Regions from separate parts of the Homo sapiens genome. Here region 2 is linked to region 1. A link is an interaction called in ENCODE POLR2A ChIA-PET data of the cell type or tissue named here. Cell type or tissue: endothelial cell of umbilical vein. All regions are shown on one strand. Region 1 overlaps LOC105372130 (a long non-coding RNA gene). Region 2 overlaps TCF4 (transcription factor 4).

The links. ChIA-PET counts read pairs that join two places held together with the same protein. Peaks named below come from ENCODE experiments on the same cell type or tissue, not always from the same donor. Only the 100,000 strongest peaks of a DNase experiment are listed, where the experiment ranks them.
Region 2: POLR2A ChIA-PET joins it to region 1 with 8 read pairs; 1 of 35 experiments calls an interaction of 5 or more read pairs at or near these places.

The regions. Positions count from the first base shown.
Region 1 is chr18:55,728,622-55,736,621 of GRCh38, reverse strand. The region is part of intron 2 of LOC105372130 (a long non-coding RNA gene); the gene reads right to left. Among named protein-coding and RNA genes, the nearest start is that of LINC01415, 49 kb to the left of the region's middle. In endothelial cell of umbilical vein, no CTCF peak of the experiment used is centred here; a DNase peak (open chromatin) is centred at 1,031; H3K27ac peaks cover 1,505 bases.
Region 2 is chr18:55,347,956-55,355,955 of GRCh38, reverse strand. TCF4 (transcription factor 4) reads left to right here. Exons shown (of 20, transcript NM_001083962.2): 7 at 4,953-5,082; 8 at 5,548-5,597. Among named protein-coding and RNA genes, the nearest start is that of TCF4-AS1, 100 kb to the left of the region's middle. RefSeq lists enhancers at 3,417-4,256, 3,143-4,509, 4,888-5,583. In endothelial cell of umbilical vein, no CTCF peak of the experiment used is centred here; a DNase peak (open chromatin) is centred at 4,572; H3K27ac peaks cover 659 bases.

The sequences.
Region 1 (8,000 bases):
TCGAACTCCCGACCTCAGGTGATCCACCCTCCTCTGCCTCCCAAAGTGCTGGGATTACAGGTGTGACCCACCACGCCTGGCCATAACATGGCTTTTTAGTGTTCCCTATTTGATGTGTAGATATGAGGGATGGAAGATTCAATAAATAATAAATAAATCACAGAAATAGATGCTGAACCCACTTACATTCTGAGTTTTAACTCAGCTCAGCAGTCATTTCTTCATGCAGCCATGCAATACTTTATCTGCTTTTCATGTAACCCATGTCCTTTGTGTCTGAGCAAGCAAAATGGGAGATTCCCTGAATACATGGGCCCTCTGTACATTTTGTTTTGATGCTTCTCAAGGAAAGGGTTTCCATTGGGGTGGATGTTCTGCTGGTTGTTGATTCAATCTCAGCTTCCTCAGTGACAGCCTGTCTCAACACTGTCAATACCTCTTCAGTGTTGACAATAAACAGGCATGATGGCAGGCTGTTCTTGTCTGCTCACTTAATGACTTCACTGATGACATGCAGGTGTGCACTGATGTTGTACCTCGTCTTGAAGCTTTCATGGTAGTTGGAGGGCTGGTTCCATTAAATTCTAGTCTTGTGAGAATAAAGAAAACTGTTCTGGGCACTCACCAGCTCGAGATGAGCAATGTACGAATCCCCGATCGTAATTTTCAATACAGTATTAAGGATAGATTAGGTCACTTCATCTAATAGACTGAAATGCATCAGGACCATGCTTGTAGTTACAAGCACTTGAAGAAGTTAGTCTACCCTTCCCACTTAACAGTTGTTAACATTGTTCAGCCTTTAAATGCAAGGACTCCAAGCATAGTTCCAAACACTCAATAACAAATTTGCTTCACTCATTTTGTGAAGTTTCACTTGTCCTTTGAGCACATAAGAGACAATAAAGCTTGGTGTTTATGCACATGAACTGTGGAACCAAACTGTCCTGCTTTGAATGCCAGCATTGTTCAACATCTCTGTGACTCACTTTCCCCACATGTGCCTTTGAACTAAACAATAGTACCTCCTTTTTACAGTTACAATTAAAATCAAACAATGCCTGCCATATAGTACATGCTCAATAATGGTGAGCTGTTATTAATGAAACTGAAAGCAAAAAGGAGGTGAAATGATTTTTCTTAGGACTAGAGAAGGGGCCTAAGACAGGCCTGGGAATCCAAAGCTAGTCTTGAGATCACCTTTCCACAGCTGCATCCAACAGATAATATCCCCCAGACAGTGCAGGCTATCAGTGGTGATTGAGTGATTGATTCCTTTATATCTGTTTGCTTGTTTACTCTGCCGCTCACTACTTTTAAGAACACTTTTTCCCTGAAGTTGTTTGTTCTTTTTCCTAATTGTCATCTTGGGTGTCTAGTGCTGACACGGCTGCTAAAGCTCGTGCAGAATCTGTGTCTGTCAACACCAGGCTTGACTTTGCCTCTAATGCAGTTAGTTACCAGCTGCTCCTCGATGGAAGGAGATGAAGGGACACTTGTGAATATGTTAATTTGCTCAGTTTCCTAATGGAGCCTACAGGAATGTAGACATTAATACAGGACTAGACTTGACCTAGCCAATCATCACATATCTACCGGACATCTATTATATACAGAAAGATAGAATGGGGGAGAGCAGAGGATGACTAAAGAGAGGAAATAGGCATTATTTATTCAGGGCCTTAGGTGCACTGGGCACAGTACTAGGCACTTCAGATGAATTCTTTTATTCAATCCCCATCCTATTTTATAGATGAAGAAGTGGAATCTCAGAAAGTTGTGCTAGAAACAGCCAAACCTAAGAAGCCTGACTCCAGAGTAGACCAAGAACAACATTATGGATGGAAGTGATTGACACATAAATGAAAGAAATTTACATCAGTGTGTCCTTGTATTAGTCTATTTTCATGCTGCTGATAAAGACATACTTGAGACTGGGTAATTTATAAAGAAAAAGAGGTTTAATGGACTCACAGTTCCACGTGGCTGGGGAGGCCTCACAATCACGGCAGAAGGTGAAATGCACGTCTTACATGGCAGCAGGTAAGAGAGAATGAGGGCCCAGCAAAAGCGGAAATCCCTTATAAAACCACCAGATCTCATGAGACTTATTCACTACCATGAAAACAGCATGGGGGAACTGCTCCCATGATTCAATTATCTCCCTCTGTGCCCCTCCCACAACACATGGGAATCAGGAGAGCTACAATTCAAAATGAGATTTGGTTGGGGACACAGCCAAACATTATCTGTCCTTAAGAGATGACAAGACCTATTCTTATTCCTACTCCGTAAGTATCCTGTCCCTTCCTGTTATATTTAATTCCTTCACCTGTACCCTGGATTTCATCCTCTCTAGGATCATGAGATCCTGTTTCTCCCAGTACCAGGCCTCCTCACCCTGACATAGTCCCACTCTAGTTGTTCCATTTCTGCACATCATTGTTTGCAAGTTCTGTTAACCCTCTTCCACCCTAATGGAGTCCAGTCACATGTAACCCTGAAGGGCATGCATGAAAGGCAAGGGCAAGTGCATCAGGAGAGCCAATATAAGACAGTGGTCAAGAGCCTGGGCCATGTGTCCAGATTTCCAAGGTAGCACCTTGTCTTTACTGTCTACAAACCCTGCATCAGTTTCCCCAACTGTAAAAAGATGGGAACAGTTATATATATGTCATTAAGTTGTTGTAAGAATTTAAAAATTTAATCATATTACAAATAATAATTTAATTATGATGCCTAGAATATTGCCCATGATAACACCTATGCATAGTAAACACCAACCATTCTCTGTACAGGTTAAGGCTCTATATTGTGTACCTGCATCACTTCATCACCTTCCTGCTTCTGACCCTCCAATGTATTTTGAAAATGCCAGTAAATTCTCTGAGCTTATCAAGTTCACCTTTGACTTCCATCTAATTTTCCACGTTATACACAGCCCCAGTTCCGGCAGCAAACACAGATCTGAGTATTTTTTTTAATGGCCTCTGCCCCCAAATCAATAGGCCGAAGTAGGGGTTTGATGTCTGGCCCCTCATCCCAATATGGGAAACTCTGAAGGGTCTTCCCATCCTCCAGACTCCATAAGATTGGCTGAAGCCTACACTGAGACAGCATCACAACCCAACTACTCCTTCCAAATCCTTCCCTACTCCTCCTTACCTTTCCTCCCCTAGGTGTTGATCCCAAAACAGTGCCTAATAAATTCCTGCATGCCAACCTCCATCTCAATGTCTGCTTCCTGGGAAAATCAACCTGCAACACCCAGACCAGTTCACACAGTCATGCTTTGTGAAATGGGGCCCCATAGCTAACGAAGGTGATGCTTAATTTCCCAAACAGAAGGGTTATTATTGACCTAAATGGTATCTGTATTTGTTTCTTGGGTGAGGACTCATAGGAACCCTATATTTGATCAGATTGAGACCAACTGTAAAAGTCTGGCTATGGGCCATTGCAGGAATGTCGGCCTCCTTACCTTGCCCATTGTGGTATTAGCAGTCCTGGAGGGAGAAGTCCTAGACTATCCAAGCGGCCCAGATGTCACTAGTGTTCCCAGGACTCATCAGAAATGATCATCTCCAATTTCTCAGCCATAAATGAACCAATAGCCAATCTCCTCAAGAAGGAAAGGAATTTGCTGATTCTTGGCCATCATTGCATCATTTCAGCAGTTGAAAATTGTCCTCTCTCATACCTCAATCAACATCAACCAGCTCAGCTCAAAGCTACTACTAAAACCAGAGCAAGCAGGTCACTAGCGGGTAACTGCCAACATGAGAAGTAACACACCATGGGCTAAAATTACTGGAGAACTGGCCTGCTTTGTCAGTGGGTACAGTTGCTACTTTTTATAGAACTGAAGCTATAATTCAAAAATCCAATGGATCTTTCTCAGGACTCCTGTATCAGGGCTTACTGTGGTTGGGCTACATTCTTTTGAAATCTGTAGTGAAAGCCTGGTGATTGTTGAAGATGACACCCTCACTCAGTTGGTCTCCTTCCAATCACAGTGCACTCATGAAAAGAGGAGAAGTAAAAGACCTGGGCCTTTCTGGAGAATATTGCACAGCTGTTTAGAAAAATCTGCTCTTGGGACCTTCCCAGAAAAGTCCTTAAGGAAAATCACAATGGGAGTGAGGTCATATGCTCATGGCATTACCTTGGCTATTATTATGTATTATTGTTTGCTATTGTCTTGTTGTTCCAACTAAAAGAAACAGCTTGTTCTCTAAGATGTTGTGTTTTCTTTTTGAAGACCTGAGTCATCTAACTCCCACAGTCCTATGGGAGTGGAGATAAGGGTTTGTGGTTTTAGGATGTTGTTTCTTTGAGGTGGGGGAGACAGCATAGAGGGAAAGTAATACTTTTTTTAAAAAAATTTGGGTCTTGATGAATAAGATCAGTCTCTCCAGCTCTGTGTCTGACGCCTCTCCTTTTTATACCTAAAGATATCCAGCACCAAACAAATCCTAGCAATTCTACTAAACTTCCAATCATTAAAATAGCATGTGCAGTGAAAGAAAAGCATACACGTTCTCATTGCATATGCTTTTTGTCCAAGAGCAACAGAAAAGCATCTGTGTGTGTTTCATAGGAAAGAAAACACCTAGAAACTGTAGGGAAATTCTGGTGATTTTTTTATAAATTCCCCAAACAAGGTTTTTCATATATAGATATGACTAGATGTGTATCATCTCTCTGTCATCTGGCTGCAAGTGTAACTATTCATATTTTTGCACTAGCAGCCAGTCAAAATTGCCTTGGATTCAAAACCGAGCTCTCAGTTTCTATGTTACAACATGCACTATCCGTACACAAGGATACTACTTGTCCTTATCGAGTCATAAATGGAAAGTCACCTCATCATTGGTGGCCTGATCATCACTGGTGGGTGTGTTTGAAATTGCTCTCTGTTACCACGTGGCAGTCTTCCTTGATGATTCCCTTACTCCACAGGAAAATAACCCAGAGGGGAAGGGAAAAAAATGAGAACTGTGGATAAGGTTACCTTTCTTAAAGAAAGGGCCAAACTGAGAGCCAGCACTTCTTAATATCACATATTGCATGATTCAAATGAAGCATAGAAATGCCAAAGAAATTTTAGAATTTTTAAACACAAAGTTCAGATATAAGGCTTTGCATCTTTATGGCAGACAGGAGTCTGCTGTATGTGATTATCAAAATTATTTGTTATGTCAAAGGGAAAATTCTGTATGCTTGCATTTTGTATCTATTACAAAGATAATATTTGAAATTATACTTAGATCTTGTTTTAAGAGAAACCATCATGAAAAAGTAGTTTTCATGTAAGATGAATTTGATGGGTAAAAATCCACTTAACAAAATGGTCTTTTGTGTTTCCAATTTACCATGGGATTTCTCCTAATAAGAAAATAGAAATAAAAATTTTGACTAATAAAAATGTGATTTGTGAGATGTGGCATAGCACAGTGGTTAAGGGCACAGCCATGGAGCCAGATTGCCAGGGTTCGAGTCCCGTACTTGGCTGTGTGACCTTGGGTAAGTTCCTTAACCTCTTTGTTTCTCAGTTTCCCTGTCTTAAAATACAGCGTAATAATACCTAACTCATGAAATTGTTAGAAAAATTAAATAACTAAATATTTGTAAGGCCCTTAAAATAATGCGAAGTGTCAAATAAGTGTTTGTTCAGTGAATAATGAAGTTTTCAAGAATGTACATGTTCCAGAAATTAAGGCAAACTTGTATATTACATCTGATTGTCTGCATGTTAAGATGTCAATACAGCAGCATACTGTATTTTTTTAAATTCCTAGATCTGCCTACATACTTGATTTTTTAAAAGATATCTCAAGGACAGTAATCAGTCTTATGTAATTTTTTTGCTGTACCATAAGATAATTTTTATTATAATTATAAAAAATGGTAGGCAATGCCCTTACAAATATTTATATTGAAGCGTTGAGCATGTTTTCCTATGACCCAAAATAGTGCTTACTTTAACTATAATTAAGTGTTAAATTCATGTATTTTGTTTGCAGGCCCTGCCTCCTTCTCCTCTCCAACCTCTTCGCCCTCCACCCCTACTTTTCCATCCTTTCCTGAAAAATAAAGTGGGGAGATAGAGGCAGAGAAAGAAAAGAAAAAGTAAAAAATAAAGAAGAAAATCAAACCAGTATTTTTTAGTAAATTGGGACTAGAATTACATGATCAGAATAATACAATTTAAAAACATATATATACATACGCATGCATATTATATGTATTTAAACATATAAATATGTTTAAATTATTTTAATAATTTAATATATATTAAATATATACGTATGTAAATTTGCTATCTACACTGCATATTCCCACAGCTCATATGTTCAAGACTAAATCCTCCAGTGATTCAAAGAGACACCAAAGGAATCCAAACTGCCAGTCTGAACCTGGGAAGTTGAAGATGAAGAACACTCCAGGATTTAGGGGAAGCATAAGAGTGGAATGTGAATCATTTGCTTGAGGGGCTTGCCTTGTCCCTTCTCGTAAGACTTTGTGTCTTGCTTGTAGTTACTTTTCCTGGGGAGACAGGCAAAAAAGTACCCTTCTATTCTCATGTGTTCATTTATGAAAGGGTTAAGACTTGTCCTGCGAAAACTAACCCAAATGTTTCCAAAATGCACAAGTGAACAAAATTTAGAAACTAATCTCGAAAAACAAATGAGAAGAAATTTAGTTTCTATACTATACTCAGCATGTAGAAATTATAATATAAAAATTCCCTTCCTAAACACAGGCTTGCGAGAATCGGTTAAGGGAAGGTTTCATTTGTGTACTCATCTAAATAATGGTTTTCATGTCCAACTTCTATTTACTTCATGTTATTCACTCATCTATTCTTTTCCCAAACCTTCAGGCTTAGCAAAATTACCCTTTCTACCTCTCACATGGTCCTTTCTTGTTTTGTCCTGTTGTTTAGTTGGTGGGCTTTTTTTGTTTGCTAAATTGCTTTTTTTAAACCATATTTTAAAGCCAGTGTCTTTTAACATACGATTTTAAACTTAGAAAAGATATAAGGGGCCAGGTGCAGTGGCTCATGCCTGTAATCCCAGCATTTTGGGAGGCTGAGGCAGGCTGACCACTTGAGGTCAGGAGTTTGAGACCAGCCTGGCCAACGTAGTGAAAACCCACCTCTACTAAAAATACAAAAATTAGCCGGGTGTGGTGGTGCGCACCTGTAATCCCAGATACTCTGGAGGCTGAGGCATGAGAATAGCTTGAACCCGGGAGGCGGAGGTTGCAGTGAGCCGAGATCACGCCACTGTACTCCAGCCTGGGCGACAGAGCAAGACTCTGTCTCAAAAAAAAAAAAAAAGAAAAGATATAAGGGAAAAATAAAATGAGTACAAAGAGGAGCATGGAGAACTAAGGAGGTGTTAGGAAAGTTGGGTTAAGCAGAAAAAAGAGAAAGGGGAAGAATTTGTTATGTGGGTGATTTCTGTTTTGTGAAATCTATAGCTTTAGTGTCATTGGATTGGTTTCCTAGGACTATTGCTACAAAGTACTTTGGATAGCGAAAATAAACAGAAATTTATTCTCTGAGTTCTGGAGGCTGGAAGTCTGAAATCAAGGTGCCAACAGGGCCATGCACCCTCCAAAACTCTGGTAGAATTCTCTCCTGTCTCTTCCAGGAGGCCAGCAATCCTTGGGGTTCCTTGGCTTGCAGCTGCACCATTCCAATCTCTGCCTCTTCATCACACAGCATCCTTCTTGTGTGCCTGTCTTCATATCCCCTTCGTTCTTATAAGGACACCAGTCATATCAGATTAAGTGCCCCACCCTACTCCAGTGTGATCTCACCTTAACTAATTACATCTACAACCACCCTATTTCCAAATAAGTCACATACAGTATTAGAGGTGAGGATTTCAACATGTCTTTTTGGGAGATACAATTCAACCCATAACAATTAGTAGTAGTAATAACAACCAACTACAATAGCCATGTAATTGTACATACTCTACGTATTA
Region 2 (8,000 bases), 380 kb after region 1:
AACCAGATTGGTCTGACCTTAAAGCCCTCCCTCTTTCCTTAATAGATTTGACTTCTACTTCTGACTTGTTACAGACACAATGTGCATGATATGTTTAATGTAGAAATAAAAAACACTGACAAAAAACCTTTAAAAATGTTTGCTAAATAATAATTTCAGTAATTTGTATTTCTCTGCAGCACAGCAGTTTTTTAAGTCCCTGATTTGCAAGATATCTTGGTCTTTGTAAGTTACCCAAGTCCTCTTTTGTTGAAACCAAGCATAGGACAGAAATAAAAATAAATTATAAAGGTGTACTCTTGGACCTTCAGGAATCAGGAAAGAAGACTGTCCAAAGACTGACCTTCAATTTTGAGCTTTGAAGTTCAAAAGTGGACAGGTGGAAATACTGTGTTCTTCATTGCCCTTTGGTGCGAGATATATTCTAGGTTGCAGAGTAAGTGCCAACAGCAGCAAAATTATCGCCCCCCTCCTGCTACTGTAGTAAGTCAGCAATGGCCCTTCTGTGGTCAGAATGGCACATTCAGCAGCAACTATTCGACAGGGATTTACAGAAACTTCCCCATGGCTGTTAGGAATCTTATTCAGCAGTGTCTTTGAAAACCCGATTCTGTGCAGAATTAGCTATGTAGAAATGACCTAGGTTGTGATAAAAGGTATTTTAAACAAATCTAACTTGTAATTTCACTCAATGTGTATTTTGCATTTAATGCCACAAAGTCTGGTAGATACCTACACATATATTTTGCATTCATAAGTTTTATAGTGGTTCAGAATTTTTTTCCATATTAACATTTTAAAAAATCCTGGCTTTATAGAGTCAGTTCACCATACAAAGCCACTATACATCACTTAGGTTTGTGATGAAAGAATGGAATTGCAGCTGTGTGAGTACTAGAATACCCAAACATGAATTAGACTCACAAGCATTTGGCAATAGTTCAGAAAAAGAGCTTAATCTGGTTTCATCTGAGACTGCTTTTCTCTGTTCTGCAACATCCCCCCAAGATGTTGTGTCTGATACCGGATCACAACGTAATGGGAGTGACGCAGAATCGAGAAAGCCCTGAGAAACCAGGGGCACATTTGCTTTTCTCCAGAGATTTTCTTTCTCCTACTTCTTTTTTCCCCTCTTCCAGTTTCCAACTCTGAAATTCAAGGTCATTCACCTATTAGATGCATTAATTATAAGCCAAAAAAGCAGTATTCATCGTACTCTGATCTCAGTCATATCTATAATTAAGTGTAAATATAATCTTCCTTTTTAGAAATGTACCACCCACCCATTACATTTAAAGTGCTGACTGAAATGAAATAATAGTTCAGAGCAAGATGATTTTAGTTTAACTAGAAAAAAGTTGATAATTTAAGCTTCAAGCAGTGAGTTCTATTTTTGATTACCATTCAGTTATAAATCTAATTTGAGATATATGCTGCTTTTCTGTTACTCAAGTTTAATTCATGGTTTGCTTTCTTGGTTGTATAAGCAAAGTTCAGTGGTTGATCAAGGCTGTTAAGAAGCTCCCCTGAAAAGGAATGGGGGCAGGGTTGAGAATGTGTTCGAAAGACATTCTGAGACCTATATCTGATGTAAAACAAACAAATCCGATGTAAAACAAACAACAAAATTTTAATTGAAAAAGACACTCACAGAGTGCTGTATTTGGGGATTTGAATGGCCAAGTTAGGAATGGCCATTTGCAGGGGAATTGGCTGCAGAGGGTGAACCCCAAAACATTCCAACCTGGTTGATAAAGTCAGTGTGTTTTATTCTTTGGTTACAGTATTTTAGGTCTTTTGGGAAAAAAAATTAGGAGCGAGTAAGGGGAAGGGCTTGTCTCATCACACTGTGGACAGTTAAGCAAAATGCTAAACTATGGGTTTAAGATTTACAGGTTAGCTCTGCCAGATGCCACATCTGCCTCCAGTGTTTCCTGGCAGATTCGGGCAGCCTACTACTGGGACCCAGCATAACCGCAGAACATGAGCTTGCACAATGTGAAAAACCTAAAACCATTATAATCCTATTTAAGGCCAGGATGAATTTGCCCATTTTGAAAGTAGATGTAGTTTTCAAGCTTAACTTTTATTAAGCAGAAACTTGTCTTCAGAGCTATATCTATATATGCAGGTAAATTCATAATATAAACAAATACCTTATCCATTTTGTGCAAAATTTAATTTACTTTAAATCAAACGCCATTCACTTTTTAAAATTCATAAACTCAGGTTTTTCAGCCAGTGGAAAATTTATCTTTCTCATTGCTACAGAGAGTTAAGTATCTGACGTAAAGGCCAGACAATAGTAAATGGTCATTGTTCGCTTTATAAGTATACTCTACAATAAGAACACATATATTTTTATCTTCATTTTCCCTAAGGAGGTGTTTAGGGCCCCCTTAAATGTGAGGAAATGTTTATTTTTGTTGCTTTAGAAGAATGATTCTATTGTCCAAGTGAGAAAGAAATAGGAACAAACAGGTCTAAGGAGAAAGAAACAGGAATGTGCTTTGTGAAAAAAATAAAGATTAACAGGAACCACTAAAGGTTTGTAAGTGCTATCTGGTCCTAGTGCTATGTTACTGCACATAGTCCTTGCGCCTGCATATGTAAGAGTTGGATGCGTGATTTATTATGACTGGCCCATGAAATTATTTTCTTTTAAGTTAACAACAATAAGGTCAACCACAGCCTGTAGCTGTTTTGTAGTTATTTTATATTTTTCACAGCTCTATTGTGAATGCTGCTAAAAGACAGTATAGCAAGTGTGTGTTTTTAGGTTGACCCCTTGAATGCATTTAATTTCTTGAGAGTGAAAACCTTTGCCACCAGGACCAAGAGGAATTAACCAATGGTTAAACTCATTTAAAAACACAAGCAAGCATTTCAACATATTTGCTTAGCCGTTTTCTGAATATTTAATATACTTCTAGAGAAAGAAAAATGAAGAAATAGGGGTGATTTGTGTCTAGAATACAAAGTTATTTTCAAACTCCTCTTTCCAATGAAATGAAGACTCATTCGTAGATTTACCAAACTGTAAGGAGGTTGTGATTTCAAATCATTCACAGCTTTATTGATGGAAATTTCAAAGAAAACTTGGACACAGACTTCACTGTAACTTTCTTTGTTAATAAGAAATGCGAAGAGTGAAATTTAGGTTGAGATTCAAAAACTTTTGAATGCCACTCCTAAATGATAAATTATTTGTTACTAGATTTCTGATTTATGCAAAACTTTATTATAATAAGCCTTATGTTTTAGTTTGTCATTGTGTAGTGTTTTAATATGTCTCATAAGTTCAAAAGAGGCAATAGTTGAGCATGCAGATGTCAGATTTTTATCTGATAAATCTGGTTTTATCAGGTATTTATGTGGTAAACATTAAGATACTAGCAATGAGTTTATTACTCAAAATGTGCTTTCAATCTGAAATCTCATCCTTGAAGTTGTATTTTGAAGTAATGTTTATTACATATCTCTTGAAAAAGTCTTAAACTGGAATCAGTAAAGGCGAGCTTGTCAGTAGCTGATTAGTCCTTTATATATGACTCATCCAACACTCAGAAAAACCCCTTGGAATAGAGAGGTTCTCTTTATGATATTTAGCTATATGGCGGTGGAAAGGGGAGGTTTGAATTTTTGATTTTCCAGCTTATGGGTCATATTTGACCAACTGCTTTCACTAGAAGACATGCCACTTTGTTGAGCTATTTAGGAATCAAAAAGACTGTCTTAATTTAAAACAAGGACCCTTTGTTTTAGTTGGTGACTGCCTTGTGAAATTTTTCAGTTCTCAGCGGGTTAACCAGGGAACAGGGGCAGAGTCATAATTGGCCTATTTAGAGTATTTTGCATGTGAATAGTGTGTTAGTGAAGCATCCCTAAGTCTGTTGTGAGTGACATGGTGATTAGAATTTAGATTAGGGAAAACACATTCTGTACTTTATCAAGGACAGTAATTAGTTCAGTCAGTAAAAGTTGATTACAAGTAACGATAAAGTTAGATTTTTAGTACTTAATTTTAAAATTTCTTTATTAAATAGTAAATTTGTTCTTAATATAAATGGTACTATCTACTCTTGTTTTATTGCATATCAGAATAATTAAAAGAACAATGTGTTCAATGCAGAGTATAATCAAGCGATTTATATATTATGGGTAAGTTTCTATGTAGTTTTTAGAAAATGTAATATTATATAATCTTTCTGATGTCATCATTTTTAGAAGTTTAATAATTGTCACACTGTGATAGGTTATTGTGGAAGTTTTCTAGTGTTCAGGTAAATGTTTAATCTGTGGGATGTGTCTTAGCTTCCGATAGACCTCAAGAGGGCATTCTGAAGTCCTTTGTGGCTGTTAGCTTGGAATATCTGCTATTTCTGTAATTTTGAGAGTTAGTGTGAGGATTTGAATTTCCTCTTGGTTCAGTTGGCATTTTCTCTTCTGTGGGTGCTATGTCAGTTCGTGGAGAATCATGATATGCGGTACAGAGAGGCAGGGTTCTCAGTCGAGTTCATAGGCTACACTTACCCCCAGTGTATGCAGCCAGGGGAAGTTGTGTGCGTTCACAAAATGAGGTTCTTCTTGTTAAGGAAGGGGATGAATAGTTCCCAGATATGAGCCTCAGTCTAGAGAAAGGAAACATTAGTCTTATATAAATGCCATTTGTTTTGTGAAATGAAAACGTGAGTCATCTTAAAAGACTTAAAAAAATATTGTTTAAAGGGAATCATCTACTTTCCTCCTAAAAGTAAAGAATTAAAAATTCACAAACTTTGTGATAGCTTCTTAGACTGCCTTTCTTTTGGGTTTTTGTTTTGTTTTAATTGTCTCAGCTTAGCAGATGCTGTTTGCTTTATTGCATTGGTTTAAGTACTAACAATCAGTTGGGAGGTGGTGAAAGTAAAAAATTAACCTTATATGTTTGTTTTCCCTTTTTAACCTTTTAGCAGAGTCTCCTTGGAGGTGACATGGATATGGGCAACCCAGGAACCCTTTCGCCCACCAAACCTGGTTCCCAGTACTATCAGTATTCTAGCAATAATCCCCGAAGGAGGCCTCTTCACAGTAGTGCCATGGGTAAGGTATTCCTTTGTTTGAATGCCTGAGGGATGATTATGCCTTTTTCTTTTTTTCTTTCTTTCTTTAAAATATCGCCCCCCCATCCTACCTCCCACCCCAAGAAAACCATAAAATTTGGCTCAGTTGTCAGCCTGGAGACTTCCCCCCTAGTACACTGAGTAGGTACGTTAACAGCTTATGGTAGCAGAACTTTTTTGGTGTCTGCTTATGTCTAGTTTTCTCTTAGCTGCACCCATAAGGAAGCTATTAAAAGATCAAAGTAGCAAAAAGTTAAATATCTTCATTTTTATGAACAAAGCAGAATTTGATTTCTGCTAGAATCGAATGTGATCGTGGTAACTACAGTTTGCTAAGGTAATGATTTAAGGAAATGTGGTATCATCTAGAAGTCTTTGTGGTTTAACCTATCTTAGTTAGGAAAATGGGCATTTGGGAGCTGAAAGCATCTTCATTTTCTTTCAGAGGTACAGACAAAGAAAGTTCGAAAAGTTCCTCCAGGTTTGCCATCTTCAGTAAGTACTGCTTGTTTCTGCTTTGTATATTGCTTATTTTGTTCTGTTTTGTATTGATGGGAAGGAGATAGAAGTAAATGAGTTTCCATGCGCCCAGAGCAGCACGTTTATCTAGAAGGTGGATGAGGTAGAAATGACCTGCACATCCAGCCACCTGACCCACATTGGAGTGATTAATTGCACATCCTGGAAGACTGGGTGGTTATGTTGATATTCAGCAGGTTAAGCTCTAAAGAGAGCCTTGAAAAGGTGCCTGAAGTTTGAGGAGTTTTACCTGTACAGGGCTTGCAAGAGAATGAGTATTAGTTTCATGTGTTGGTTAAATTCTTTGTCAGTATTATGATGATTTATGGATTTGCATGCGAAAGGAGATTTGTGGAGAGGATTTAGGAAAAATTTACATGGGTTTCAGCCCAGAGTGCAGGAAGAATGTCTCTATTTTCTGGAGAGGTTGCTGAATAAAGGCTGCAAAGGTAGCTGCATCAGTAGCCATTTGTGTCTTTACTACCAGGTGACAACTAGAAGTAGTCAGCTGTAACCAAGAGCATTCTGGGTCTTTTTAACAGCTGGAGCTCTATGCAGAAGTTGCTGATATCCCCCACCCACCCCCAGGTCCCTAGTACAGCAAAAGTTGGTTGTGATCACAACTCAATACATGATATCATATTTTGAATTCTTACGTTCCTAGATAATTGTATTTAATTTTATTTAGGACTAGTCCATTTCTAGTAATTTTCTCCTCATATAAAATGAAAACATAGTTTCCTCTCTTCTTTCTTTGTTTCTTTATCCTTCCTCCTTTTTTTCATTCTTCCTTGCTGTGATATAAAGTTTTGATTTAATTCTGTAGAGTACTAGTATTCTTTGAAAAGAATGCTGAGACTTATTGTTTTTATACTTTAATATAAAATCATATTTAGATTTCTTAAAGTATATTACCAATCAATGCTTGCATATTAGTTTCATTTCATTTTTAATGTATTAGAAGAATAATAGGTCTTGCAAATGTGCTAAGATTAGATTAACCCAAACACCTGTGTATTTGACTTGATTTCAGTTCAGCTCATCCAAACAATTATTAAATGAATATATCAGAATAAGTCTTATCAGGAAAAAGAGTAAATTTTGTATGCTGATTATCATAGAGTTGGTGATGTTGAAGAAGCATCACAAAATTATTCATAAATATAGAAAAATATTGTGTAAATAAGATTGCCAATGGTGTATAGTCACTTTCAACTAGCAATAAGTCACTTAAAATTGTACTCAGTTGTTTATTGTTTGAATTTCTGTGTTGTATTGAAATTGACTAATATGCCCAAAGGATTTTATAAGCATATTTTAAGCTTGAAGTTAGGGGTGGATTTAATGTTGATGAAACTTTAGCTTTTAATAGGTTTTATGACAACTTCAAATGATACAGTCCTAACAGCTGTTTACATTTTAAACATGCCTGAACTTAATATGGACAATATTAAATGCATTTGGTGGACCTTTGAATGTTCTGAAACAATGGAATAACTGTCCTATAAAAGCCATAAAAAACTTAAAGCTATCATACCCTCCTTATGCTTCATATTCAAATTAACTTGTTTTATCCAATGCTAAGATTAGGCAGAAATCTAGACAATTTCTAAGGAGTGCATTGGTGTGGCATTGGATGGTATGTATCTGCTTAATCACTGTCAACAACAATTTTCATAATTCGTTGTAAATGTTTAAGTATTTCCCTATAGCTAACTGGCCCCTTTAGAAAATTTTACTGGTACAGTGTTTTCTTTGCTGTTAAGACAATTTAGGTGTTGCTGCTATGTCGTGATACATTCAGAAATATAAAAATAATTTTCCTTTCTTTCCCAATAAACAAAACTTGGGAATTAGGAATTTAGTTTTATTCTATTTAATTTTCTGTTTTTAGTGGTCAGTTTAGGATTTACTCTTCTTAGAAGATTTATCTTGACTAAATGTTTTCATGGTCCTTATGAAACATTTTGATGAATAGCCTTTTTTCTGAAATATAAGGAGGAAGAAAATACAATTCAAAATGAAATTTTTATTGCAATTTTTTGAGCAAGAAGAACAAGTTTAGGTAATTTTATAATTTAATCATCCATTTACTCATTACCTAAAAAAATCCCAGCTCTATTTTCATAGCAATTTAACTTAGTTTATGTAAGCTTTGTTGTAAATATCAATTGCTTATTACTTACAACAAGATCCACATGGCTTACCACCACACAAAATATTTATTTTAACTTGATTCCAAAAAAGGTCTGCAGTAGACATGGTCACACTTTTCTAGTAGCAGATCTGTATTTCTATATTTTTAGACCTCTGCCATGCTTTTTTTAAAGCTCAAATAAAATTATGACTATTTGATAAGAGATACTTCTTAAATTGTTT